2 separate regions of the Homo sapiens genome follow, and region 1 is linked to region 2. The links are chromatin contacts, found by Hi-C or POLR2A ChIA-PET in ENCODE. All regions are on one chromosome and are shown on one strand. Each heading gives the region's core, a stretch centred on a gene start or an enhancer-like site at or near the end of the contact. The rest is flanking DNA. Distances are from core to core; before and after follow the strand shown.

Region 1 (6,702 bases), core at 561-3,060, 140 kb before region 2:
GCTTTCCAAGGAGTTTAGTCCATATATATTATGTAGCCAGTGAGAAGACATGGGATGCACTTAGTAAAAAGAAACAGGAGTCAAACTGCATTGTAGAAAGATAAATTTGGTGGCAATGAAGACATTAGACCTGCAAGGAAAGCCTGAGATTCAGAATGACTTCTTAGGAAAAAAACACCATAATCTCAGTGGTAGATTATGACAGTTTAATCTACAGTCAAGTGTAAAGTTAATAAAGCAAGGATGGAAAGGTGATTCAGGATTGCCACACTTCATAGTCCTATCCAGGTGACCTGGGGAAATTAATGAAATATGACTCCAAAAGTTTCTATAGCACAGGAGAAGAATGAAGTTAAAGAGAGTAATAGCCCAGGCAACCTGATGATAGATTTTTGATGCCTCAACTTAAGACAAGGAAAGATTAGGCCAATAGTATGAAATTGCCAATATTTGAAATGGTTTTTTAGTAAAAAATGACAATTTTACATAATTTAAGCCATAGATAGCTAATATTCTAGAAGAACACCTGTGAGTTTGGATAACTATACCAGTCATGTCAAATTTATACATATGTGTGTGTATGTGTGTGTGTGTGTGTGTATGTGTATATATATACATACATATATACACACATATATATACACACACGTATATATATACATACACACATGTATATATATACATACACACATATATACACACATGTATATACATACATACACACACACACATATATATATATATGCATTTAATGGGATAGTTTTCTTTCAACTGAATCTTACATTGGCTTCCCAGGTTTACATTATTATATTTCACTTTTTGGATGGATAATATATTAACACACTTTTGAAAGTTAATAAATACAAAACGGTATAACGATAAAATCTCCCTTTCTACTATTCCTCAGCCCATCTATCCTTGACACCCAGGAATAGTTTCCTACACAAATTTTTTGGTGTTTACTAAGAGCAATAAAATGTAAAATATAATCTTATTTCCCACCACCGCCTTTTTTCACAAACGAAATATAAAATACAAATGTTCTGCACTATGTCTTTTTTTCACTTCACAAAATATTTTGGAGATACTTACAACTTAATACATAGAGTGTTTCCTGATTCTTTTCTACAGTTACAGAGAGTTCTGTTTTACAGACATGCCATAGTTTATTCAATTTGTCCCCTATTAATGGACATTCAAGTTGTTTCCAATATTCTCTTGTTACAAAGAATGCAGCAATTCATTATTATATGCATGTATTCTTTCATCTGTGTGCAAATACGATAAAGCTCCATTAACTGGGATCTAGTTTTCATAACAGAAATGACATGAAATTAGAAAAAAAAATAACAGTGGGGAAAAGGAAAACAAAGGGAATAATGAGAGTAAAGGAAGAGGAGAGGAAGGAGAGAAGAAAAGGCAGATAGGCAGGCAGGCTGGAAAGAATACTAGGTAAGCAAAGAGAAAGAAGGAAAGAGAAAAAGAAAAAGGAGAGAAGGAAAGAATTAGGAGAGAAAGCTCTTGTCTTCTTTAGGATATTAGGAGGGAAGTGATTAAACTTTAGTGCAGGAGATTGTAAGGGCTTAATGGAAGGGCACAGGGGAAACATCTTGGAGCTCTACAATGCTGGGAGAGCATAACAAGGAAGTGACTCTTCCTGTTCAAACAATCCTACCCACTCCAGCAGGACAGAAGAAATAAATTCCACGGCCAAACATGCAGCACAGAAAGACCCAGGACATGGCCGTTCCAGGTTACGTAGCAAGCCAGTCATCCAGGCGGAGGCCACGTGTTTTGAAAGAGAACCAATTACATGAGAAGACCTGGCTCTTGAGGCAAATGTTAATCATATTAGCCCAAACTGTGCATAATCCATAAATAGCTATGAGGCTTGAACAATAAGAAGCTCACAAGAGCAGTACAAACAGAAAGGAACCAAAAAAGAAACTGAAAAAGGAAAGAAGAACCTAGACCAGACCAGAATACTGTGCCTCTTCCCTCAGCCACAGTGACTGCTGGTTCTAACTGGGTCCTTCCTGAGGAAAATGAAAGGTTGAAGTCAGTGTTCATGACTTACTTTATAGAAGTGCATTTAAGTTCATTGCACAGTAAAATCTGTGTTATTCCCACTCCAGTGAATTCCTTTGTCCTTTTAATAAAGTCCAGAGTTAAAAATAAAAACAAAATAAAAAAAATCTAGGTATGTTAAAGAAAGTAATTTAGCTTGCAGTGAATTTTTTTTTTTTTTTCAGAGTGGGCAAATCCAAGAAAATAGGACCCATTTGAGAGCCCTGTTTGAACAAGGGTAATATCTGAATCGGTGTGTTATTTTATTGGCTTTATCAGTGTTTTCCAAAAATCCCTACAGTGGCATAAAGTCTTAAAAAGCTTAGTTCATGCCAAAAATTGCGTACAAGCTTAAATAAAAATCATGGGGGAAATAAGAAGGGGTGTGAATTATATGAAGAGATACTAAATTATTGATTTTTAAAATTGCATCTAGAATTCAGTCCAAGGGGTGTGTGTGTGTGTGTGTGTGTGTGTGTGTGTGTGTATGTGTGTGTGTAACTGTATGTGTCCAATATCAGAAGGAATACACATTTCAGAAGAGAAGACAGAGGGGTGTCAAGAGCACCACAGACATATTACATATGGCTTCTGATGTTTGTTTCTTTCTACTGTTAATTTTACTATGTGTGCTGGAGTTAAACCTGCATTTTTAGGCCATATAAAGATCAAAATAATATAAATAACATAGATTTAAATTTCAGCATTTTCTAGTTACCCTAGTTACAAGTTTGCCAAATTATTAAATCAGCTCTGTCCAAAAATTCAAAAGATAACAGTAATAATACGACCTAGTTTACGGCTTTGTTTCTTTACTATGGTGGTTGTAGATAATTCTGCAACTAGTATAAATTCTATTGTTATTACCCAAAAAAATCAACTTTGTGTGAAAAAATAAGCTAAAGTACATACCTGATGTTACTTCAAAAAATAACATATAAAACATAAAAATAATTTATGTCTGTTACTTTGTCAACTGTGTATGTGTTTGTCTCTGTACATAAAATTTGATATCAGAGCAGCACCTTCAAAGGTGGAGATTACACCAGTGACAATGTGTCTGAGCTTCAGTCTTTCTTGACTTCTTGATTTGCTCTTGACATTAACAGCACCAACTTCTACTTGGTTGTGATGGATGAGAGGATGAGACTAGAATTTTATGGTCTCCATGGTGATGCCAAGTTGCGTTCTTGGCACACTGTATGCCCTTAAATAACACTTATTAGATGGATGGATGACTTCTAGCAAGAAAGGTCAAAAGCATAATCTTCAAAAAATAGGCTGCCCTAGAGTTCTAAGCAGCCCTTCGAATTCTCCATACTATTCATTGAACGGCTAAGAGGTGCTACCCTCTTGGACTTGAGTAGCTAAAGAGCTTCTGTCAATCATTTATAAACCCTCTCCTTGTCTTGAGGTTTAAATACCTTCTAAAGCCCATGAAAATTAACTCCAAGGAACCATCCACAAATCCTTTGCATATAGTGAGGTTTTCTTATATGCCATCTTTCCTGAAATAGAAAGACCAGTGTCTGGAGTATGGCCATTTTTTTTTTTCGTATGTGAAAACTAATTAGCATGGCAACTGACTTGATCTGGACTAGGTACTTTAAAAGAACTGTAATCAAGACTAGCAGGACTAAGATTTTATGATTTTTAACTCATAAAATGTACACTTTATTTTCACCAGATCTATTTGAATGTTAGAGGATGAGGATTTTAATCATGTCTACAGCATGTGGAGGATTACATTAGGTGATATAGGCCCCAGAATATTATTGTATTTTAAGGCATCCAAAGTGATTATAAATTCATGTATGGATAGGTAAATAAACACAAACTCCGGATAAATTAAAAACAAACACAAAAAAAACACAGACAACATTTTTACTAGATTATGAACTCCTTAATTTCTCGTATCCGTAGTTCCTCCTATGATGTCTGGCTTTTCATGGGGATACAGTAAATGTTGGTTGACTCAAATAAGCCAGACGGTAGAAAAGAAGAAAATGAAGAAAGAAAACAAATGGGAAGGACGGAAATGAAAAAAAAATAAAAGAGAGGAAGAGCCCTTCATAGATGGAGCATCCTTTAGAAAACTGTATATAGCCCTAAGCTCAGTGCCTGGCAAAACCATTGTTATTTCTTTTTCTACAATTTTATCACGTATTCTTGTACAGTCTCATTATTAAGGGCATGATTGGGATCCATTATAATATCTAATTTTGAAAAATCATTGAATTAAATAACACACTAAACATGCTTTTTCTTCTTAAAAGGAAACCATTTAGAGCCGCTTAGTTTTTACTGAGTGAGCATGCACAGCACTCAGAGAGGACGAGTGTGCCCATAACTCAGGACTTCAGTAGTTACCGCCCTCAGCTGAATATCTCCAGCCAGCTTGGTGGCTTTGACCTTCACAGATGTACAAATTGCTTTCATTTTTGGTCTTGTAATTTATTATTTGGATTGATGAAGGAGCTCTTGTTAAAATGCAAGAAGTATATGGAACACTGCTATTGAGAATAAAATTGGTGTTCATCTTACACAGAACATTAAAATGACCCTAGTATTTCACAGGGAATTGCAAGAGGAAAAACTACGTATGTACATATTTGAGTCTTCATGTAAGCAAAATATAACAAGTGGAGAAAGCTCACAACATGAGTTTCTTTCTTATCTCATCCTTTAGAAACAACTCAGGAAAATTATAGAATTTAGCCACATAATATGCATTGCAATCTGATATCTTTGTGGGTTCAAATTATTGTTCTATTTTCAGATATTTTATAAGTTGCTTACAAACTTAACTTTGAAGTAACTGAATAGAGCACAACATTTGTTAAATGGAAAACAGTAAAAATGTGTCGTATTTTATTTTTCACCAGGTAATAATGTCAAAATGATTAGTTTTTTTCATTTCTAAGGAAGTTGCTGGGATTACATATTTCAATGAAAGGGACTAATATATCATAAAAGTTTGGAAAACCCATGTCTAGTACAATAAAACACTTAAAGCAAGGTAATTATGTATAGGTTATTCAGGTTATAAGTGAAAGAAAGAGTTCTATGAGATTCTATCTTAAGGTTCCTGCCCTATGAACTGAGCAGGTGATGTATGGGTCATTTGGTACGTTCATTGGCTAAGTATATGATATCTTAACTCAATGTATTCCTCAAAACTCGCTGTTTTGCATGACACAGGAATAAAGTTTAAAGATTTTCCCCAAACTTTTTTTTTTTTTACATTCACAAATCTTAAAAACAGAGTACTGGAGCCATGGCTCATATTTTGTCCTCTCTGACTTCAAAGTTTATTCTTTTAAATATGACACATTATATTTAACTGACCTTTCTATTAAGGAGTATTTTTATCTGCATTTCTGTACCTCTTAATAGCCCTCCACTTCAAAAAAGGGCCACAGTTATTTATTCAAATTCTTAATAACTAAAAATAATAGCTTTTTTATAATACATCTCTTATGACTCCAAGCTGCCTGAATAGCAAAGTTATGAGTTTGCTAATAAATAACTAACATAAAATAGAAATTCAATCTGCTAGCAAATCCTTCCTTTAAAAATATTCCTCTGTAAGTGAATAAAATTCTCTTTGACTGTTTTTCTCGGGATTAAACATCTCTAAGTTACATATGTCATGTTTGTAAATTTTTCTCTGTGATAGTATGAATTTCTCCATTAATATGCCATAGAATGTTTCCAGGAAGGAAGATGATCCAGCTTTTATTCTTTATTCATGTATTTATTTTTTTACTCAGTCAATGGCTCCTTTATTCACCTTTGGAGAAAACATTTTTCATGAAATTCCTTTAGAGCATTTAAAAGGAGTTTGATATTTAAGAGTTACAATAAAAACAGGCAGCCTGAACCTTTCAGAGGTCTCAGAGAAAGTTCTCCTATTTTGTAGAACCTCCGTTCCTTCATATTTGCAGCTGACCGTAGTCTACTCTGAGAGTGAAATTAACTTCTTGTTATCCATCAGTAACAAAGCTAGCAATTTGTGCAAAGGTGATCTAAATAACCCATTTAATGTCTCACCTGTGAAAACAAAAATCTAGGTACTTAGAGGAAAAGGACTTGATGAGGTAAGTCAGTTGCCTCCTTTTACATGGCAGAGACTAAATCCCTGAGAGCTTAACTGACTCGAGTCTGATCTCAAACATTGTTATGGTCAGCACCAGGTTTAAAACCCGGCTCCAGAATCTCAAAACAGATTCTTTCTACCATGTGTCTGCCAGAATATTAGCACAGAAAGTTCAAGAAGGCAATGTTTTAAGGGGAAAGGGTGCTTCCTATGTCCTTAAGAGCTTTGACATGTGCTGACATGAACAATTTGAATATAATAGAAACAAGTCTAGGTATCAGATTTAATTACTTTTCTAAGTACTTTGGACTTAGATCTGGGAGAATACTGCCCAGACTAGGAAGTATTAGAATATGCAAATAATGGTTTTCTAGAAACAGATCAACTAAAGTTAAAAATCCAAATTTCATATTTACTGTGCAATTTTAAGCAAGACACTTATTTTACTTATCTGTAAAATGGAGATGAGAATAATATCTATAGACATGGTGAGGATTAAATGAGGTACCGTGTAAATGATCCAGCACAGTGCCTGG
Region 2 (6,316 bases), core at 1,104-3,603:
TCATTACATGAGGCATCTCCTTTGTTGGTGCTCCCTGGAGAGATTTTAAACCCTGAAGCAGTGAAGCACAGTAAGATTTATGTGCAAGGAATATGCCTTTTTTTTGTAAAGGAGTGTGGTAGGGAGACCATATAATATAACTTCTAAACCTAAACACTTTTTAGAGTTAAAGGGGATATCATTAATAACTATACTAGGAAATAAGCATAAACTAGGAAAACTGGGGAATATGTTGACCTTAGCTATTGTAATACTGGTGAGTTTTCAGGCAAATCAGTTTACAAAAGAGAATTCACAGTATCTGGAGATCTGTTCATTATCTTTTGAAAACTGTCTATTGTCAGTACTTTTTGAAAAGTTTTCCATAGCTCCAAGAGTCTAGGTAGACCTATTATTAAGCTAGTATAGAGAAATACTAATTGTTAAAGTGTTGACACACTTCCACACATTAGTAAATAGAATAAAAGTAATTGGAATAACCAATGAAAATTAATAATCTAAATCCCAGCATTTGTGTATCATTTCAGAAACTATGAACAAGTAAGCTGTGATTCCAAGATATCTTTCTGGCTCAGGCATTGGAGCGCAGAGATAGAGGACCTGTGACAGAGGATTTGCTATTTATTTGCAAAGTTGGTAGGTCTTTGATGCATAAAGGTCCTCATATAGAAGAAAGGAGACTTCAACCTCTTCCTATCTTTTCTATACACTTCAAAAACAAAAAATCAAAAACAAAAAACGCATGTCCCTATCCATGGGGAAAAGCATGGTCTGGGCTGAGGAAGCAGCTATTCAGGCTATTAGGTGCCAGGGATATAGGCAGTTGCCATAGACATACACAGAAAATGCCTTTACTGTGGGCTAATGTCCCTTCTGGTAGGTTTGGGAACCCTTGTTTCATTTGACAACCTAATTCTTGGTGAAAGGCAGTTGTCTCTGAGGCTTGTAAACAAGTTTCTAGGGAGGGAATCTCCTGGAAACCTATTTAATGACTAAAGGAGAGACTCTTTCAGCAAGACAGTACTAGGTCTGCACCCTTCCCCTTTCAGATCTTTTTTTTTTTTTTTTTTTTGAAAGAGAAAATTAGTACAGCCCTCCCACTTTTCCTCTCCTTTGTGCCTGCTATTTTCTGAAGGGATAGACAAAGGCTTAGAAGAAGCCTCTACTACCTGCAGGCAGCATGAACCTCTGAGCACCTGCTCAGAGGTTTTCTTTACCTCTTTCTATTTTCTTTACCTCTTTCTGCTTTGTCTCCCTTATTAAGTGGGCTACACTTGGGCACTGTCTCCTCATTAGCCTCAGTGGGGTGAAAAGTCATATTGTACTTCCTCACTGGAAAAGGAAAAAAAAAAAAAAAAAAGAAGGTACACAGGCTCCTGGCCTCAGCACCTAGGATCAGATCGTTACTATCTACTTTCCATCTCTTTCTAATTCCCTTCTTTTTCTCCACGTCCCTAGGATCATTTAAATTATAAATTTCAAATGTGAGAAAAGAAAGGAGCAAGAGAGGAGTAGATGCAGGGAGACCAGAGAGCTAGTATGAAGGCAGAAAATGAATCCTCTTCCTTTTAATTAACATTATCCTCATATAATGGTTCTCAATTAATAGAAAGTTGTTGGAAATTCGATGTTATTCCATGTTAAGTGATGTTAAGTCATGAAGCAGATAGAGTTATCATTTAGCTAGTAACAGAAGTGTCAAATGACAGATCACACCAACACACTAGTCCATATACTATTTGGAAACTTGTGGAATGATTTTTGGAATAAAATGTACTACAAATAATATCACTATATAAATTCACTTATATATTAGTAGTTTCCTTGGATAATAAAAGGTATTTCCGTATTTAATATGTGGCTAAAAAGTTGTAATATTTCATTACTTGAATATTTTGAATATTACTTTTTGCCACTTCTTGAATATTATCCAAGCTGGTGAGGGCATTCTAGATGCCTGGAAATTCTAGTGCAGTGAATAAAACATTAGTAGAGCTTTAGTAATCCTGTCTTTTTATTTTCTTTTAAGATATGTATTGGAGTAGTTACCAAGGGGATAGTTAACACTGACGTCATTTTAGAAGTGGAAATACAGTGGATTTCTGGAAAATCAAACTTATATTTGTGAGTTTCAATAATTTTGAATTGCCACAGGGATTTCATCCTCTATCACTCAAAGAATCCCTCTCATATTATCTCCCTCAGTAAGATAAGCCTCATTAATTTCAAGAAGCCCCAAATACTTACCTAATGACTCAGAAATTAGTCATTGAGTCACGGAATATTATGATCAGTGTAAGGTGAATAATGGTTCACCAGGATGTCTATGACCTAATCCCCAGAACCTGTGAGTATGACTTTATATGGCAAAATAAAATTTGCAGATGTGACTAACTTAAAAATATTTAGACAGGGAGATTATCCTGGATTAGCCAGGTGGCCCCTTAAATGAAATAACAAGTGAGCTTGTAAAAGGGAAGCAGAGAGAGATTTGACTATAGATAGGGAAGGTGATCTGAAGATGGAGCAGAGATAGATGTGAAGATGCTATGCTGCTGGCCTTGAAGATGAAGAAGGGCCTATGAGCCAAGATATGCAATAAATATAGCTCTGGAAGCTGGAAAAGGCCAAGAAATAGATTCTCCTCTGGAGCCTCGTGAGGGAGCACAGCCTTACCAACACCTTGATTTCAGCTCAGTGAAACTCATTTCAGCCTTCCAACCTCCAGAACTATAAAAGATAGACATGTTGTTTTTAGCTCAATGTCAGCGGTAATTTGTTACAGCAGTCATAGGAAACTAATACAGTGATGTACAAAAGAGCTCTGAGAAAATCCTTACTTGGTCAGGGAGAGGCCTAACTGCATTCTGAGATAAAATCTAGATTAAATCCTAGAATAAAATCTCAAGGTTACCAATTTCAAGTTAACTAACCACACATTCATGGGATATCAGGATTCCTCAGAAGCAGGGGAATAGAGGCAAAGGGGAAGCCTTTGAGTCACATATACTTACTACACAAATACCACATTGGCTGACACCCTTGTAACTCCAGGATATCCAGTTAAAAAACTGGAAATCTTCAATCAAACTAGTGACTTGGAGAAAAGGACATGAGTTTCACAAGGCAGGCAGAGGATTTATAGCTCCATTAAAGGCTACTAAATTATGTGACTCAAGAAAATCACTGGGAATCTATTCAGACAAGAATTCCATTTCTGTGGTTTTAACCACGAAACCACTGTGGATCTTAGACTGCATAGCAACTATGGAATCCACTCTCACATTTTGAAGCCCCAAATATTTCTCTTGAAAAATGGACTCAAGTAAAAACTATGAAATAGTCAACATTTTTGCATGTTGTCTTCCAAACCCAGCCCTCAAAGTCTCCCTATATTGAACCTCTGATGTATTTTTAGATTATATAATTCCTTTCACAAAGCAGTAGCAGAGTTAAATGAGCACTGATCTGTGAGTCAAGAGTTTAATGCCATCTGTTCAGGCATGGAAAGAAAATTTGAAAGAAAGTTATAATGTTGGGATAATGAAAGAATTCCAAGTAGGCTTTAAAGTTGATCCTCAGAGTGTCCTTGAAATCAGAAGTGTGAAGCCCATGACTATTTCTTAAGGATTTTCTAATCTTTTACTTCTACTTTTCTTACTTGACTCACTTGACTCACAGCAGCGAGACAAAAGAAAGTATCAGCTGCTGGGCCTTAAAGCACAAAAAGTAGCTAGATAACCTGTAATTTTCCTAGTGGTTTCTAAGACATGATAGCACCTATTGTTTCCTCCTACCCCCAGACCTAAAATCAAGTATCCTATAAATGCAAATATTTCTCTAAAGAGTAACATGAACATCTAAACTAAATTATTAGCAAGGGTTCTTTCTGAGATATAATCATGTAACTGTCCTTGGCATGTAAATAAAGACACAGTGATTCAATGTCAAGGGGCAATATAATACAATGGATAAGAATACTAGTGGGAGGCTAGACAGCCAATGTTTGAATCTCAGGCCCCACTTCTGGTCGTGTAACTTAAGAAAAGATACTTAATTTTTCTGAACTTCATTTCACTAACCCTTAAAATGATAATAATAGTACCTACCTCCTAGGACTGTTCTGAAAAAAGTGTGTGTGTGTGTGTGTGTGTGTGTGTGTGTGTGTGAAATTCATGTAAAAGTACTTAGTACAGAGCTTGGAAAACATTAAGTGCTCAATTAATGTCAGCTACTTTTAGATGACCTTGAAGCCAATAAGAATATGAATTGAAATACTTTATTAAATTACAATTTGTCATCTTCTGGCTTGACAAATAACTACTCAAGAAGAAACTAATGAGACATACTAGATATGAAACTGGTTACTAAAGAAAAATTTATGCAAAATAAATGCAACTTGGTTTTTCATTATAAATACAGGTTCCATATATTTTGAACACCAAATAGGTCAAAGGATATTACAAGAAAATGTATTTTTTTGCAGTCACACATATGTGTGTGTAATACTCTCCTAATTTGACTCTGTGCTTTACTTCCTATTACTCCACCAGAAATTTTCCACTTAGCAGTCAGACTGAGTCCTAAAAAAATTATGTCATGTTATTTCCTTGCTTAAAACACTCTGATAGTTTTCCATCGCAGTTAAATAAAATATAAACTCCTTACTTGGTATGACAAAGTGCTACTTTTCAATCTGAATAAAGTGGTCCCTGTCTCTCTCTCTCTGACTTTATCTCTCTATTCTCTCCTAAGTTCCAATGACTTTCTCCCTGTGTAGGGAACCAGGCTCACTGCTGCCTCAGATCCTTCACACTAGCTGTTTCCTCTGCTTATAATGCTCATCCTCCCAAACTCTGACTAGTTACATCTCTTTTTCATTCAGATCTCAGATAAAACCCGGCCTCCTGAATGAGGACTTGGTGGACCACACAATCACAAGTAGCCACCCAGTTATTCTCTGTTACTTCTATTTATTTTAAGTCTCTGTGTAGAATTTATTTTGCTTAGCATATAACACTGTGGTATAATTTTCTCTCTTGTTTGCTTCTTTGTATTTATATTTTTTTTATATAATAACCAACTTCCCCATTCCCTAGAATAGAAGTTCCATAAGAGCAAGACTTGGTCTTGTTCACTCTTGGATTTCTTTCACCTAGAAAAATACCGAACATATTAAATGGTTAATAATGCTTAATAAGTATTTGTTAAAAGATAAATGAAAAGAAAATATGGTTATTGAGGTCCAAGTAATTTCAAAACTGTTGTCAACACTATCCTTGTGCATATATCCTGTACATGTCCGATTAAATGCCAAAAGTTTAATTATTGAGTCAAAAGTATGTGCAATTTTGATAGTTATTTCCAAATTGCCTATGAAAAAAGTCATACTAATTTACATTTTAAGTGAATTCCTCGAGTCTTCTTTTAAGTGAAATTATGACATGATATTTGAGACACATTCTCTCAACTTAGAAGCACTGTGTACTTTATAGTTCCATAACCTTAAAATGCCAGCAGGATAGCTGAAGTACAGAAGTCTACAATAGGTCTTCTGAATGAAATGGCTGCAGAATCCATGTCTACTGTGACTCACCAATTAGACGATTTGCTACGAGAGGCATATGTGATTCACTTTCAAAGGTCTTTCATTTTCTAGGAATCCTGTGCGTGGGTTCTTAGCAGTAAAGAGAGATCTTACTAATCAACATTAATCATGACGTTTTTCAAGTATACAAAAGGTAATTTGCAATCAAAGAAAAATTTTACTCCATAAGAATTGAATCAAAACAGAAAAACATATTGGTGAAATACGTACCCTACTCTAAAAGGTCTTCAAATTCCATGAGTTCATTTTTCCCTTATTAGAGGTTTATTTCCCTTGCCCTTTGAGTCATCTATGCCAACAACCTCAGATATCTGTGTAATAGTAACTGAAAAACACCCTACTGATGAATCGATTTCTACATATTTATGTCTGTATAAATATGTCAACGAGGCCACTGATGAAAGTGGGGGCATCCATGATCCCCCCCCGCCACTGGCTTCTTATGTCATTTTGAAAGACATCCTGTCTCAGCACAAAAGCAACCAACTAAATTCATAAGCAACAGTCAAAAGGAAACCAGAAGAATAAAACCAGAGATACATGTGCATCCAGTCTCCACACCAACACTACATCACTTAGAAATAACTTTTAGTGCAATATCAGTTTTCAGCAAAAATCATCCAAACATGTTACTTAAACACTTAAAAGACTTTTTAAATTCTTATCTCTTTTACTCAAGAGCAGCAAATTCTTACCTTAGAAGCATTA

The links. Hi-C counts contacts between places; a loop is a spot of excess contacts on that map. ChIA-PET counts read pairs that join two places held with the same protein, here RNA polymerase II (POLR2A). Pooled maps may share reads with other maps.
Region 1: a map of PC-3 shows a loop between it and region 2 (5-fold over the local background). The contact joins two enhancer-like sites. A Hi-C loop is called at or near these places in 2 of 168 maps with a recorded cell type or tissue (PC-3 and mammary epithelial cell) and 5 of 50 pooled maps. POLR2A ChIA-PET finds 5 or more read pairs at or near these places in 2 of 52 experiments (Panc1 and WTC11).

The regions. Positions count from the first base shown.
Region 1 is chr3:29,319,544-29,326,245 of GRCh38, reverse strand. All of the region lies in intron 1 of RBMS3 (RNA binding motif single stranded interacting protein 3), which reads right to left. Among named protein-coding and RNA genes, the nearest start is that of RBMS3, 42 kb to the right of the region's middle. Within about 2 kb of position 1,810, at least 22 of the 41 ENCODE cell types and tissues checked have a DNase peak (open chromatin) inside an H3K27ac peak, as active enhancers do; they include PC-3, where a contact is called at or near this core.
Region 2 is chr3:29,183,233-29,189,548 of GRCh38, reverse strand. No RefSeq gene overlaps it. Among named protein-coding and RNA genes, the nearest start is that of RBMS3-AS3, 95 kb to the left of the region's middle. Within about 2 kb of position 2,353, at least 3 of the 41 ENCODE cell types and tissues checked have a DNase peak (open chromatin) inside an H3K27ac peak, as active enhancers do; they include PC-3, where a contact is called at or near this core.